2 separate regions of the Mus musculus genome follow, and region 2 is linked to region 1. The links are chromatin loops, found by intact Hi-C in ENCODE. Cell type or tissue: heart. All regions are shown on one strand. Links, peaks and the distances in the headings refer to the core of each region. The heading gives the core; the rest is flanking DNA. Region 1 overlaps Gm30382 (a long non-coding RNA gene). Region 2 has its middle 9.7 kb from the start of Gm25127.

Region 1 (8,339 bases), core at 293-8,292:
ATTGAGTGTCACTCCTTACATGTGTGACTTCTGCTCTCTCTTGTTCTCTTCCTTGTTGCCTACCCCCCCCCCCCCCCCGGGCATTTCACAGAGAAGGGCAGTGAAGGATTCTAAGGGATAACTCTGGGTCTGACCTTGGGTCACACTTCAAAGCTCTCCTGAAGCCTCTGACATCATGCCGCCTCACCAAGAAGCTGGAGCCTTCCCCGCAGAGATCACACCCAAACTTGTTCTTCCTGTTTTGGCTCTTTCTAGACTCCCCACCTGGATCATAGGCTTGGGACACCAATCTGAATTCAGACATCAGTAAATAAGTCCTTTGCTTGCTTGCAGGTCTGAGCAGCAGCGGCTGTGGAGAGCTTCTGGGGCACCAACTCTTCTATCACTGTTAGCTCTGGAGTTCCATTTACTTTGCTGAAGTGATGCTTCACTCAGTGGAGTTGTGACGGGATGAATCTCAAGCAGGGTGGCATGTGGTTGATCAGGCGGCGGACAGCATGACTGCCAGTTTGGCATGCAGTTGAGAGTAGGCATTTGTGTTGTGAAAACTCCTGTTAGCTTATTACAGACACAAAGCGTACGATGAGAAATTGTCTTTATTTTGCTTCGTGAATATCTGCCATTTGATTTTTTTTTTAATTTAAATTTGCAACACGAGCTGACATCTTCTGGGCCTGCACCAGCATTTTCCCCCATAGTGAATACAACCCCGACAGCACTTTGCAGAGTCAACCAACAATGTGTTCAGAAATCACTAGAAATCAATTTCTATTAAGACTCAGCTCTGAAATTTACTGTGTGACTTTGGAAAAGCCACTTAACCTCTCCAAAAACCTTCAAATATAAAATGACCGTCATAAGGATCAAGCCAGATACAATCTTTACAAAAGGGCTTTACAAATTGTTGAGAATTATCCAAATGTTAGGGTACTTGTGGGCATCATTTTTAATCGGATTCCTTCCTTTTTGAAAAGCAATCCTGCAGGATACACTATGACTATCACCTTCTATCTGTGATATCGCCTTTTGACCCCACTCTAAAAAGAAAAAAAAACTAATATTTCCTGGCTTCTGCCTCTAAGTTCCTCTGCAACGTGCCAGGGGCTCTAAACATGTCTACCTTTGTTTCCTGATCTTCATGAATCCTGAAATTATTAGGAAGCCAGGCTTCATTTATCAGTTTCTTATGATGCCTCTTCTTTATTTTGGAATTCCTTCTACTTCTATGGTAGTTTATCTCTCCTAATCACTGACTACAGTCTAAGCTGTCTATTTGAGACTGAAGGAAGGCATAACAAGCATATGGGAGATGATTAAGGAGACCTCTTCTCATTCATTCACAAATGTGCCCTCGTCGCCGAAAGGTACCTTAGCGCCCTCTGCAGGTTATATGGATCTCTCCTCCCACAATCCTGTTTACATACTGACACACACACACACACACACACACACACCTCCCCTTACGCTGAAATTATTGATGACTATGTTCTTTTACCTGGAGAACTGCTCACTGGCAGCTCACTCCAAAGAGTACTGATCTAATGATATTGTGGAAGAAATGGCTCTAAGGTGGTTGTTTCCATCCCTTGTGCAAGTTGGGGAAAGAAATGACAAAGCAAGTACCTTTTAAGCCCCATCCCAGATGATAAGCCATAGGAGACATTGGCAGGTGACCAACTGGAAGCCTGCCAGTGCCAAAGAATTCTTCTACTTTCCTGAGACTGCACAACCAGAACTCTGGGCTCACCAAGCCTAACCTGGCATTCTTGCTTTTACCTTCTTTGTCTTGTTCTCAGAAGTGTCTGCCTTGTCTAATTACTGTGTATGCTACAAATGACTGCCTGAGAGCTCCACCCCTCCTACCACGCCAGTAACTGATGCATCAGGTCTTCCAACACATCAAAAATATCTCCGTGCTCATTCTAACCCATTTTGTGACCACACCCTGGTCCCTTTGCTTGTCTCAGAGAGCAGGGACATGGTTTGTCAAGGACCAGCAAACAAAGTAAACTTGGCAGAAGGCTAAGGATTCTTGGTCGACTTGTTTCCCCGTCTAAACTATTATTACCATCCAGTCCACAAGAGCAGAGCAGAAACATTGTTGCTTTTAGGTTGTTCCAATTTTTTGTTTGTTTGTTTGTTTTACTAGGTTTATAAACTGGTAATCCACGAACACTTTTTGAACCTTCTACTTCCTGAGATGTCACTTGGTCATCCCAAACGAATTAATTGACTTTAGAAGCCATGCTCTTACTTCGCTTATGTCACAGGGCAGAGTGGACTTCCAGGGACTCTGTGGTCCTCTAACAAGCCATGAGTCTCTTGTCTCTTCTGTAATTATTTGGGGGATTTTAGAGAAAAGGTTCCAAGAAGCCAGTACCACATATTTACTAAATCTTAGGCAAAACAAAGACCGAGAACTAGAAAGCCCTACAGCTCAAAACGAAAGGTACAAAAGCCTACAGGTACTTTCTGAAAAGCTAAAGGTAGGAAGACTTTAAAACTGCTTACAAGCAGCAAATCTTCGAAGCAGTCGATGCTTCTGCAACTGTAGGATTTCCTCATGCTAAGTAGCTTTAAAACTACTTAGCAGCATTAAATTGATGTCTTACTCACTACTTAGCTTGCTCCAGGACTTACCAAAGCAAGCTCTCCCAATTACAGCTGGCTCGCAAAAAGGCACCTCAGCCGGATTTCCAACTGGTGAAAGAATTTGGTGCAATTTCAATTTGAATTCTGTGATAGGGAAGGTGGGGGCGGAGCAGCATTTTTAAAATGCCAATCACAACCATTCGGTGTTTCCTGAAGCCAATTCAGTTGACTACAAAGAGGGTTAAAATGAGCAGGGAAGAAAAGGAGGAGCAGGGAACTGGAGGAAATGAGCTTTGTTTTGTTCCCTGAAAGGCTTTCCTCGGATGCACGTGGCTCGGGACTGTGGCCAATCTGACAAAGAATATTCTAGAGTGGCTGGGATAAAGCCTTACCAATTCCTCAAAGCATTCCTAGGTTCTCTTTCCCGTGTTGAATACTTCCATTATAGGATTGTGATTTTAAAAAATAAGAAAGTAAAATAAGATGGCAGAGACCTGCCGTAGTTGAATTCGCTGATTAATGGTTACTGTGAGATGATCTGAGCAGTTTGAAGCAGTGGCCTAAACTCCTGACTTTTACCCGGTCCATTCCATCCCGGCTTCGCAAACCTCAGCTCCTGGAGGAAGTAGATCTGGGAAGAAGAAGCGAAACTTGCTGAGTATTTTGAATCTCAAAGGCTGGCACTTTGTGACTCTTTTTCCAAGACAATAGTCAGGAAATTTGGCTGGTAAGAAAGAAAGGGATTTTCTAAAGTCTTTTATTCCCTTAACTATTGAGAAGCAGGCCAGACTAAGCATCCTAAAGTGGAAAGGAGAGTGGATTAGAAAGAAGGTGAGACATTCCTAGTCCCTTAGTTGTCTTTAACAGCTGAGAGGATAGCCACTGTTTTCCTTCTCTCTGTGACTTCCTGTGGAGGGGGGTCCAGGGAGAAATGGGTAGGGAGAAGTTCTAGAAGGGCTTGTGGAAGCAAACAGCACTTTGCCCTTCCTGGGAGGCCCCCTGGGAATCACCCAGTCACAGTCTAATTCTGCCAACTTCTTAAAGAGCAGAAACATCTGCATATGGCTCTCCAGCCCCCAGCTCTGCAGAGGTCTGTATGGTCACTCCTCAGAAATTCCCAGTCTGCTGGGAAAGGACGCACTTTGTCAACTTTAGCCCAGAAGGTCGTCTAAGGGGAAGGAAGCAGGCCACTGCAGACAAAGCTGAAGGCGGGAATTGTAGTTAGTCCTGTGTTAAGGAATACCTAAGAGTCAGCAAAAGTAGGGAGGGAGGAGACGGCAGAGGGAAGATGCGTGGAACACTGTCATGGTCCAGTGAATAAACACAAGCAATGTCACCAAAGTCAGCTTCCAGAATGTTCAGGGCAGTCGCTCTAAGCCATGCAGGAAGAGGCATCGGGGAAAGGATACCCTTGGCTGTTCAGGAGAGTCACTCTGAGCTGTCCAGGAGGAGGGCCTGGGGAAAGGATGGCCTTGGAGGACACCTGTGTGGGCTACAGGGCCCCACCCTGTCTGAGAGTGACAGGCCTTACTTCTTCACATAAGTCCAGGTGAAGGAGATGGGAATCTGACAAATGTTTCTGACTCACCGAAACAGAAACTAAATTACATAAAGACATGGCTTAGATTACCACATGTGACTGAATCAACAATTTGAAATACCCTTTCCACTGCACCAGAAGACAGTAGGGTGGTGAAGAAGGCCTAGTCAGGTAAAAAGGACCCAAGTTTCAGGGTTCTAATTCCTCATTACTATATCTTAGCATATTATTATTTACCCTAGCCATGACATCCGGTGTCAAACAAGGACTGTTAGCTTTGGAGGCCGGCTGACAGGAAGAGGGAAGGATAAAGAGTTGATACTAAGTTAGAAGCAAGAGTCCTGTGGTAACACAGAACCATCAGGAAACTTCTTTCTGACAACTCTGATCTTGCTTTTTAAAACGCACTGGCTCCGGATTACTTCCCACAGAAAGTGTAATTGCATCAAAGGCCACCTACTAAAGAGCTTGGCCTCCAACCCAGGATTATTAGCTGCTGTCTCCCCGTGCATGCCCTTCCTCGTGGGGAAGATGGGCAAGAACTAATAGGGAAGTTTAATAGCGGGATAGAATTGGCAGGGCTTGGTAACTTGGCTGAAAATTGTATTTCAGGTAGAGAAGAAGGAAGGACGAAATCAGAGAACAGCTGCAGATGGCGTTACGTTCTTTTAGCATTCGAGCTGGTGGGAATGGCACGAGACAATCCAAGGGTTTCCTGATTTATTGCTTGTCAATTCTAGCATGTTTTCCATGGTTTGTTGTTGTTGTTGTTGAATCCAAACATATATTTATTAGCCAAAATAAGAACCGTGACAACTAGTGAATATATTTTTCCAATCAGAATAATTTTATTTATCTTGTAACATAAAGACCCATGCTTCCGGTTGAATGAGCTCTTGGAAAGTATTTTTCAATCCCACTGACTGCGAGAGCATATTTAGATTCTAAGGGCACCTAGGAGAGCCTCTTCCTTTATTTTTCTTCATGTGTGTGTACTTGTGTGTGCATGTGTATGTAGGTGTCTGTGTGAGCAATTATGTGCCACAGTGCACATGTGGAGATCAAAGACCACCTTGGGTATTGGTTTTCTATTTTCACCTTGTGGGAGAATGGGTCTCTTCTGGGACTTCTGACTCCACCTCCAATCTGGCCAAAGGAGTGCCAGGTTAAAAACATGTTTCATCCTGTCTGATCTTTCCTGGCTTCCAGAGTATAAAGTCAGGTTCTAACATTTTCATGACAAACACTCTACCTACTGAGCAATCTTCCCAGCCCTAGTCAGTCAATATTTATTAAGGTTTTAATACAACTGTGAACACTTTTAGGAAACTGGAGATACAGCAGAGTGGATAAGATGACTCTGAGCTGCTTGCTGCGTAAGTGGAAGCTAACATTTGTAACAGATTGGCTGGGGAGAATAAGCCCCATTGAGAAGGGATTATTTAAGAAAATCATCTGAAGATACTAGAGGACTCAAAGTAGCAGAGATGTGTCCAAGCTGGGCGCAGAGATGACATACATGTATGTGGTCTGATGCGACATCTACTGAATGGAGAAGCAGCATGTGTATAGAGGGCTGTGGTTCAGAAAAGGTTAAAGAAAGAGAAGAGATAAGAAAATCATTGACATCTGTGTCTACGAAAATAGAATCCATTACCTTTCCTAGTTCACACACACACAAACACACACAATGCCTACATGCGCATGCATGTGGATCATGTAATTCAGGTTGGCTTTGCGCTTATTCCATAGTTGACCATTACAGTGAACACGATCCCGATGCTCCGTCCTCCACCTCAGTTCACAGCTAAAGATGATCTCAAATTTTTGGTCCTCTAACCTCTACCTCCTGAGTGCTGAGGTTTAAGTGTGTGCCATGTCCTCTGGTTCAGGCATGACTGGGATTGAGTCCCGAGCTTCATGTTAGGCAAACACCAGACTAACTGAGCTATATCTCCAACTCCAGAATGCATCTCTCTGGGCCACTAGAATCAGTGTCTATTACAGGAAGCATTTACTGCAGTGGGGCCCATGCTTCCTTCTCTTTTCCTTAGGGAAGCTCTCACAGGTTCCAGGGCTGTGTGTGCCCTGGACATCACAAAAGAGAAAGCACAGGGTACCAAACCTGGGTAGGGGGTGAGAAGCCTAAGATGTGGGCAGGAGACTCTTCATTGCTCTTTCAGAGTCTGCTCCAGAATCATCTTTGAAGCAAAAGCAGAGTTATTTTAATTTAGAACCTTATGTCTGAAGAAAATTCCCTTTAGTGTACTTTAAGCCTTTGCTCCGAACACCTTCTTGGGTTAGAGATGGAGCTGAAGGGTAGAAGACTTGCCTAGCACTCAACAAATCCTTAGGTCCCAGCCCAGGACCAGAACCAATAACAACAAAGACTGCTTTTCACTTGATCTAGCCCAAAGGTTGAGAAGCGATAACAAAGACTTTCTTAACATGGAACACTATATGGTTGGTTATATATAAGGTCAGCTGCTATATTGATCTCGTTTCTTTTGAGTGTATGGCATATGTGCATATATGTTCATGTATATATGGGCTCTCATGTATATGTGTGTGGGTGAGTATGTATGTGTATGGTAGCCTTGTCTGGAATTATTGTTTACCTTTTGTTTTCCAGACAAAGTATGTACTAGGTAGGCACTAGGAATCTGCCCGTCTCTGCTTCTTGGAGCTGGGATTAAAATGCCTGCCACCATGCCTGCCTGGCTTCACATGTGGTGTGTGTTTGTTGGAGGGTCATGTGTTTGTGTATGAACATGTCACATGCATGCTGAGGCCTCCACTGCTATCCTTCGCCTTATCTTTTGAGTTAGGGTCTGTCTATGAACCGAGTACTCACAGATCCTTCTGTTTCTATCCCAACAGCTCCAGGGTTACAGCTGTGTAACCACACCCAGTTTTCTGTGGGCGCCTAAGATCTGAATTCAGGTGTTCAGACTTACGGCACCTTTCAAACAGCTAAGATATCTCTTCAGGGTTCATCTTTTCTTTCTGGACTGAAATAAGTTTATGAAAATCTCTAGAAAGCACAGTTTCTGTCAGCCATCTGTGAGTTTGTCCCTTATTTAGACTCAAGTGTTTATAAAAGTGGGTGTCTGAAAAGGCCAGAGTTCAAGATTTCTGTGGGCTGGTGCAAGTAAGATCTCAGAATATACTAGCACGGTCTAAATTGAATGTTCTTTTAATCTTCCTACAACTTGTTACAATCTGGTACCAAGCCCACATCTGTGACCTGGCTTAAGGAGCGGAGGGATTCAGGGTATTTGGAAAAGACTGAAACCATTCTGTCGACACTGGTCTCATTGTAGCTACTAGCACAGGAAAATTAAGTTCTAAGTGTAATAGGGAACAGTAGCACTACAGCCTGAGAACTGTTCAACATAATTCTCTGCATAGTCAATTCAAGTCAATTCAAGAAACAAGGGCCTGGTTTTAGAGGGTGCAGAAGAGCCTGGCAGACTACCAGTTCCGTTCCCCATTTTTCCTCAGCCTGTGCTTACAGTCAGACTTGCAAGCACATGTACTTGCTGGTGTACTGCAGGGCACATTCAAGTGTAATTGTACTTTAACTATTACAGTGTTTAGAGACAGTTGCACTTGGACTCCTTCCCACACAGTAAAAGTGGTGCCAGGCCGGTGATAGCCGGCCTAATTTTTTCTCCTGGAAACTCTTCAGTGCACTCTTTTCTTGCTGAGATGAAACTGAAGAAATAGGTTCTATGCATTTTACACTTTCTTGGATTCTTGACCGTCTTGCACATTCTGTCCTCTCTGGAAGGTTCTAGAATGTTCTCTCTGTTCTCACAATTTGCACAACCAGGCCATTCTTTTGTAAATGTGTCCAGCCTTTTCAGGTTACCCTGCTTAATCCAGTTAAGATAGCTGTAATTTTTCTCACATTGTTTATTTAAGTTACAATAGCAATATATGTCTTTATTTTCCATGAAGGAGCAGGCTATACCAATCTTCCTCATCATCCTGTCTCTGGGGGTCTAATCCAGTGTCCGGCATATGGTAAGTATTTGAAATATACTGACTTAAAATAATTGTGACAAAGATACAATGTAAACATTTTTCATTCAGTTCTATGTTCCTGATGTTATAAAATTGGAATTAATTCTTAAGAGAAAAATAATTTCTTCAGATGGAAAATATTACACACATACACACACACACACACACACACTATAAT
Region 2 (8,339 bases), core at 213-8,212, 180 kb before region 1:
ATACATTGTTCTTTTACTGTATGCAAATTCAATATAAACACAACCCACACATACTTGCAAAAATGCATATCCAGTGGTAAGGATCTTGACTATGCTATTTTAGAAATAACAACCAAGGGCAGGGGAGATGGCTCAGTCAGGAAAGGGCTTGCTGCACAGTATGAGGACCTGAGTTCAAATCACCTGGAGAGTGGTAGTGGGAGTGCCAGTGTGTCTGTAAACTTGGAGCTCTCAGGGGGAGGAGACAGGCTATACCCCGGGCTCACTGGACAGCCAGACTGGCCAATTTGTGAGCTCTGAGCTTAGTTTGAAAGAGCTTAGTTTGAAAGTGTCTCAAAAACTAAAATAGAAACCAGTAGAGGAAGAGAGCCGACATCAATCCCCCAGCCTCCACATGCACATGCATTGACATCCACATGTGCATGTACTCAAACACATGGTCATATGTACAGTACACACACACACAAAATGTAAAGCTATAAAAATAAAAAGGGAACTATTTCCACAAAATAATTATTACATATATGGAATTGAACTATCTTCCATGTGTATCTGTACACCCAAAGTTACATTATAGGGCTGGGGAATGTGGGTCAGTGGGAGAGTATGTAACTAGTATGTGCAAAACACCACGTTTAACTTTTTCTGCTCATATAATTCCTGCGCCATGAAACGCTCTCTGCTTTGATAAACCTCAACCTCAAGCCATTTTTAAGGTAAACAAAGTCACAAGGTATTTCTTCAGCCCTCACCTATAGAGCTAGCCAGCGAAATGCAGGAAGTGGTTGCACAGAGAAGCAGTAGAGAGATCCCACCCCCTTTACCCCCAGACTCCCCAGTCTGAGCTAGGATATGCAAATAGGGGCAACCTGAACAACACAGCAAAGCTGGACACTGGCTGAGGAGGAGATGCCTGCCAAGTTACCCCCTCCCCGTTCCCCGCATGAATCCTAAGACAGAGAGTGTCTTAGGGGAGAAAGGAGAAAGGAGAAAGGAAGAAGGTGGTGGACATGAACCAGCGTGGCTTTAACCAGCCACAGGTAGTTATGATAGAAGGTTAGAATAATTGGGATAAAGCTTTTATCATTATCAATTGGTTCTGAAATTACTGTATTGGCTTCTTGTAAATTGAGAATTTATTGATACATAAATCTGATTGGTTAGTGATAAGGCTCAAGAGTTTTGCTTTACTTGGTAAAGTGGAATGTGGGACCGCTGATGATGTTTGAGAGGGAACTAACGGCTACAGGGACAAGCAAGCCAGATGCTGTGGCAGGTTAGCTGCAGAGAGTTGCAGAGGGAGGGGGACAGGAGCAAGGAAAGCCTGCTGGCCCCTCTGGGGAGTTGGTGGCTGAGAAAAGCAGGAGTGCAGAGAGTTGGCAGATTCAGTTTTTAATATTTCCCGGGCAGTGGTGGCACACATCTTTAATTCCAGCACTTAGGAGACAGAGGCAGGTGGATTTCTGAGTTTGAGGCCAGCCTGGTCTACAGAGTGAGTTCCAGGACAGCCAGGGCTACACAGAGAAACCCTGTCTTGAAAAACCAAATAATAATAATAATAATAATAATAATAATAATAATAATAATAATAATAATAAGTAAAAATTAAAATACAACTAAAATAAATAAAAATAATCAATATTAAGATAGTTTAACTTGAACTTTTTAAGTTGTATTAACATATTAGTTAACTTTTTGTGTCCTTATAAAGAAGTCACCTTTCCTAGTCTCTTGATGAATCTTTCCTTCTCCATGATGGAGGATTGCCAAGAATAATGCTTACACTTCTCAGGACAGAAGGCTACAGCCTGCTGATTCCTTCTGAGATGACCCCCACTCTGAAATGGTAGGGTGGTTTACAGTGATTTCCATCTTTGCATTTTCCTATCCACTCTATCCTAAATTATAAAGACCCTGGAATTCCTTGACTTGAGAATTATTTTCTTCTTTGGGACAAATTCCGTACAAGGACCACTGGGAATAACATGTAAAAGACCCGAGAACAATGACATCTCTCAGGGACTGTGCGAGCACATCGCTCAGATGTAATTGCATGTGGTTTTATTTGTGCTGGAACCAGAGATGGGTTAGGAAGTTACTCAGGAGACAGAGCAAACTAAGAAGGGACATCAGCTTGTTCTAGTCTGTTCTTGTCTCTTTCCACCAAGCTCTCAGGCTCTCTCCTAGTAAGCTGTGCCCCAGCTTCTGTGCTGAAATCTTCTCTTTGGTCCAAGCGTAGTGTTGGGGACACTGGGGCATGTGCACTGAGAGCCTGTTTGCTGCACTGCAATAGTGGAAGAGAGAAGAGATCCAGCTCTAGAGTAGAGTCGACCAACAGCCGTGGGGCACACAATGTCTTTCCACTGATAGTCCACTCTTGTACTATCATCCACAGGGCCAGTGAGATGGCTCAGTGGCAAACGTGCTTGTGATGCGAGCCTGTGGACCTGAGATCCATTCCAGGATGGATAGTGGGAGGAGGGTACCAACTCTGCAGGATTGCCCTCTGACCTCCACATGTGTGCTAAGGCATTTGTGTGCCTGCTTACATTTATCACATACAATAATACCATTTTAAAATTAAAAGTAGCATCCACGACTGTAGCATTTTACCAGTCATTTTCTACTAGACACAAAACGGCACACTGTCTGCAGCTCAGCTCAGGGGTCATCGTCTGTTCATAACCAGAGTCCACCCATGCTTCAACAGAGTAAGTCATCTCGGTCTACTTATCACGTGCCAACTTATAAAACGAGCTTATCAGATCCTCCCCTCACAGCCCAGAAGTACCTGACAGGGAAAATAGAAGGAGTGTTGAAACTTCTCCAAACACATCCAAGGTTCCAGTGGACACTCATTCCTCAGAGGCATATGACCATCTCTTAAATCAACACAGAGATGCACAAGTGACCTCATCATGTACGCATCAAGTACATAAACACCTGTCAGTAACCTAGGTTCATATCCTTGAAGGCTGAGTCACTGCACTCCTAGCCTGTATCTGATTCCTACTTAATTTCCCAGAAATATACTTCACTTCCCACGGGCTGGCATTTATATCCCATTTAGTTTTCCCACACTGAATACAATTCGTCACCAGTCAAGCAGGACTTTGCCTTTTCCTTTCCTTTAGTGTGGTCATGTGTCATATTGTTCTTCATTGTCACTGGGTGATATCTGCTCTGTTACCAAACTAGAACTTACAGGCCAATAGAGGCGATCATTGAGCACTTTCAAAGTACAGATAAAGCTTAAAGCTTAAAGCGGTAGAATTAGGAACGTATACAAAACCAAATTCAGGGTCTAGGAATATAGCTCAAGGGTAGAACATTTGTGTGGTATACATAAGGCCCTAAGTTTAGTCCCCAGTACCTCAAAATAAGGAGAGCCAAGAAAGATGGAACCAAATATTGAGCAGATGAAACTGAATGAAAGGATATATATGTTTACATATATATACATATATACAAACACACATATATGTGTGCATATGTATACCATATATATTATATATCATATGTATCATATGTATTGTATATTATATATCATATATTATATATGATATATGCTAGGTGGATGGATAGATAGATAGATAGATAGATAGATAGATAGATAGATGACATAAGAGAATACTCACTAATTTCTCTGTGTATGGCCACAACAGGAATTTGTATGTGGGCCTCGTGCATAGAACTAGTGATACTTTGTGCTAGGAGAAAAGGTGAAGTGTGCATTGTAAGTCACAGCAGGTTAACAGAAGACAGCTCTAGTTTGTCCCTTTTCTTTCCAATATAGTTACATTTGCCAGGGCTTCCCTTCTTTATTTCTTAGTAATAGTTCCTACAGTACATCCTGTAAATTAGTCATTTGTATTTCCCTTCTCTTTAAACAAGCTGAGCAGGAGACGAGAGACAGGAGGAGGAGGGTGATGGTGGGTGGTGGTGGTGGTGGTGGTGGAGGTGGAGGAGGAGGAGGGGGAGGAGGAGGAAGAGGAGGAGGAGGAGGAGGAGGAGGAGGAAAAGCCAACTGTAATTTTAAGTAACTCCTTTGGATGGTCGGGTCAGGTGCTCTGTGACTGTCACAGCACGGAGCCTTCATGTCTGCTCTTGCACAGGCCAATTTATCAGCTGCAGCCACTGCTGCTGGCTGCCCTTTCTCTCTCAAGACACCAGCCCTAGACATACAGGCCCCTCCATTCCTTTCCCTTCATTCTTTACTTCTTTAACCTAATTTAATCCCAAGTCTCCTCCAAGGACCCTCAATTTCAAACCTGTTCATTAGGCTGCTTGAGAGTACTTCAATCTCTGCATTTCCTTTTACTCCTTACAAGGCTAGCTTGCTTTCCAAACTCATTTCTTCCATTTTGTCTCTCAACTTCCTTACCACTGACATCACTGTTTGGCAGAGTCGATGTCTTTTATTTTAGCTCTTTGAGGCCTTTTCCTGCTTGATTTGGAAGAGAGCCTCGAGCCTCAGCAGAAGAGGTTGAGTGTTAGTCGAGATCTGGCCAGAGCATTCCAATGACAACTCCACATTCTATATTTGATAAGTGAGCAACAACTCAGAATGTTGAACTCCTGGGAAAGTAACGATCCAGTGACTTAGAAATCAGAAATGCTTTGTTTTTCAAGCTGGATGGCAGAGCATGTCTGCAATCTGCCATCATGTGGCAGGCTGAGGCAGGGGAATCTGAAGTCAAAGGCAAAACTACATACCAAGTTCCAAGCCAGCCTCAAAACTTAAGACTCTTTCCCACAAACAGCTACACATTCTGCCTAAGAGTGCCTGTAATAACTGGGCACAAAAATCATGCAGCAAGCTTTCCCCACCGATCCGTTTGCTCATGTGGACCTCCTCGATCCTGCTGGATGGAATAGTAACAGCCTTGACAGGAAAATACCTACTATGTGGAGTATTAATCCGAGGACTAAGTTATTGTTTGTTACAGTTATAAATTGTCTGGGGGTTTTGATTTGGAAAGCAGTTTTGGTATAAGGCCAGGGCTGACCTAGAACTATATAGCCCAGATGTCTGGGTGTCCCCAAATACTGGGGTCATACCATGTGACCTGCTGCAATTTTTGTTCCCTTTGTAACTCTTCATGTAATGCCATTTAAAGGAAAATACACACAAGACAGCAAATACTTGGAAATATTTAACAGAATTCTATTTCCCTCAAGATCTTTACTCAAAGTGGTATGGTTTCAAGTATGATAGAAAAGGGCTTGATTTGAAAAAATTGAATGCTTTCCTTTTTTTTTAATTTTATGTTTCTTCCCATCAATGAGAGGAAGAATTATTTATATGAAGAAAAGATGGCTAAGGAGATGGCTCAGTGTGCCTGCTGAGCTATCTAAGATCAGATCCTAGAATAGATACAAAGGCCAAGCGTGGGGGCTACCTCTCTCATGCCAGTGCAGGGAGAGGAACAGCCCCTACGGCTTCACTCTCCAGCAATGAGGCAAGACAGTGAGTTCCAGCTTCAGAGAGAGACCTTACCTTTAAAAAAGTGGGAAATTATAGAAAAAGATAATTTGTATCGAATCTCTGATTACAGTACATTCACACACATCTATATAGCATGCTTCTACATAACACATACATCTACAAAACACACATCTACATAGCACAGACATAGCTCACACATCTACATAACACACGATAAACATAGTACACACATCTACATAGCACACATATCTACATAACACACAATAAAGAAATAGATACTAAGGAAATTAAGGTCAAAAGAAGAGAGACATCCATGTGTTGGACAATAACCAATAATGAAAGAAATTGTTTCCTACATGCAAGTAACTAAACTTCACTTCAAAGGTTTTTTTTGTTTGTTTGTATTTTACCTGTTTCATTTAAAGGAAATTTTTTGTGATTAACTAACTCCAGAGGGAACGTGTTCCCAAGTTTAAAAAAGAGAGGAAATATACTAGCTGTACAACTAGCATGTAAAGGCAGGATTGGAGCTGAATTATAACTCTCCAAGCTCTGGACTGACATCTTTCTACATTGTAATCCATACAACAGTCTTTTAAAGATACAGTCCAGAGGTAAAAGCACAGCAGTCAACCAGGGCTTGCCATTCAGACACTAGTAAAATGGGTACCACATTAGCAGCTAGCTTATGTTTTATATATTTCCTAGATAATAAGATATTTGAAAACAAATTAAATTTTTATCAAAATCTTGTCAAAGTTTACAATTTCCTTTTGCGAGTTCAATTTTTTGATAAAATTTTAATATTTATATTTTATATTACAGTAGGAATAAAAGCATCTAGTCTTTGATTTTGAAGGCAAGAAAATTTTAACATTCTAAGGTTTGGTTCTAAGATCAAAGATATTCTAATAATTGCCACACAGATAGCATTAATTTGATTGAATATTACTGTCTGTTCGATTAGAAGTATTTAAAAGCTATTTTTGGTGAATTAAAAAAAATTCAGAAAAACAGAATCTCCAAAGGGAATTCAGTCAGGGCAATTACTGTGGCTTAAAGAAGAGGTTGTTAAATTTGTGTGCAGTTTACATGTAGTTTTGAATTTAAATGCACCCAAGTTTTGTAAGAAGACAACATTCTGTAACATGTAACTAACTGTACATATCAGAGTATGATGTTTTTATCTGAGCAGTACTCTGTAAATTTGAGGTTAGACTATTCAGGGAAAATGTACAAACATCCTCTCAAGAAACTAAGTTTCAATATTTCAGGGGTTTGCACTCAAAATATTAGAATATGTGCCTGGCAGTCTATTTCCTAAAAGTACAATGACTCTTCAAACAAAGACGGGCACACAATTGCTTTTCCTGGTACTGTGTTTCCTATTAGTTAACCTCCCCTGCCCCCTAACCTCCTCCACCCTTCCCTACCATTTCCTACATCTATTTTGGCCTTAATCTTCAACTTCATTTCCGTTTGATTTTCTTTACCCTCGTTTCATATCCTAAGGCCTCCCCCTTCTCCCTCCTTCCCTCCCTTGGTCCCTTCTTCCCCTAGTCCTCTTTTTTTTTTTTTTCATTGAGAACATCCCTGTGTTGTCTTCACCTAAGTTTACTTCTGCCCCATAACACATAGAGAAGATGTAAGATTGAAACAGGTCCTAGCAAAGTGGACCTGCTTTAAATGGTTTTGGTTTTCCCTGCATATGATTTTTTTTCTCCTTTCTGTGGTAACACATTCCTTTCACCGGGCCTTTCTTTCTCCGCAATCCATCACTCTCTTTCTACACTCAGTGTACAGGTTCTGACCTTCCTCCTCTATTACCGGTGAGGGCTCGGCCTCTTTCATCCCCTCTGCTACATCCCCTGCATTTCTTCTTTCAAAAGCTCTTTGGTTCTGTTCACAGCAGCCGACCCTCTTGATATCCCATCTAGGGAGGGAAGGTAAAGGAGAAAGCCCACCAAACAGCTTAACTTTCATATGGTAAATCCGAATGTTGGCTGGAGCAAAGAGGCTGCCTGTGCAGCAGGACAGTCCGTGGGCACTATGGGAGCACAAAACCTTTGAGTCATGTCTGTGTATGTCTGGATTCCGGATCTGCGACTGAATAACGTGTGCTGCTCTGAACCCTGTTAGGATTATTCAGTGCAGTTACTCAAGCCAAAAGGTATTGAAGTTCTAACAGAAACGCTGCCAAGCCAGAGAGTTTGACTTAAGTTCACAGATACAACAGAAAGGAATAAAAATGGTTTAAAGCTGCGGTGTGTTGATAGCCACTTCCTAGAAGTTAATAATAACCAGCCATCTCGAATACGGCTACTAAATAAACTGAAAATTCTATCAAAGCCCTTCTGCCCTGGCTCAACCCTTTTAAGATGGATATAATTTATCTAGTAGCACTATACACAGGGGGGATCTTGTTTAACAGTGGAAAATAAGGGATAATTGGCATCATGTCAGAGAATAGTTCTGATAGAAAGCAAGGACTACAATCCCTTTCATTAATGCAACCTCACCTAAGCATTAATTAATGGCTTACAGTAATAAATACCACTTTCCCGGATGTGGACTAACAACTGCCCTCAGCTAACCCTAACCTTCTTTCGTCGTAGAAGGTTTGTCCCTCCCTCAGTGGACTCAACTTCCTGAGACACGTATGTGATTGCATAGCCAAAGCCATAGCTCTCAGCATGACTCCTGACGGTTTTGTAGAACAGTGCCGGTCGGAGTGAACAGGGTAATTTTACCAGGAAGGCATCTGGCATTGTTAAACTTATTGCCATTCCAAGGGGGAGGGCCCAGGTCTGCTACAGAACCCGCATGCCTGGAACAGCCCTGATGTTGCCATGTAAACAAAGCTGAGAAACCCCATTCAGAGCCTCTGCAG

Evidence for each region. Hi-C counts contacts between places; a loop is a spot of excess contacts. Peaks named below come from ENCODE experiments on the same cell type or tissue, not always from the same donor. Only the 100,000 strongest peaks of a DNase experiment are listed, where the experiment ranks them.
Region 2: a loop joins it to region 1, with 2.4 times the contacts of the local background. A loop is called at or near these places in 4 of 42 quality-filtered maps.

The regions. Positions count from the first base shown.
Region 1 is chr3:149,216,728-149,225,066 of GRCm38, forward strand. All of the region lies in intron 2 of Gm30382 (a long non-coding RNA gene), which reads right to left. Among named protein-coding and RNA genes, the nearest start is that of Gm52619, 45 kb to the left of the region's middle. In heart, for the core only: a CTCF peak has its summit at 1,360 (motif pointing left); DNase peaks (open chromatin) are centred at 2,914, 3,204 and 3,604; H3K27ac peaks cover 962 bases.
Region 2 is chr3:149,034,507-149,042,845 of GRCm38, forward strand. No RefSeq gene overlaps it. Among named protein-coding and RNA genes, the nearest start is that of Gm25127, 9.7 kb to the left of the region's middle. In heart, for the core only: a CTCF peak has its summit at 4,670; a DNase peak (open chromatin) is centred at 4,465; H3K27ac peaks cover 274 bases.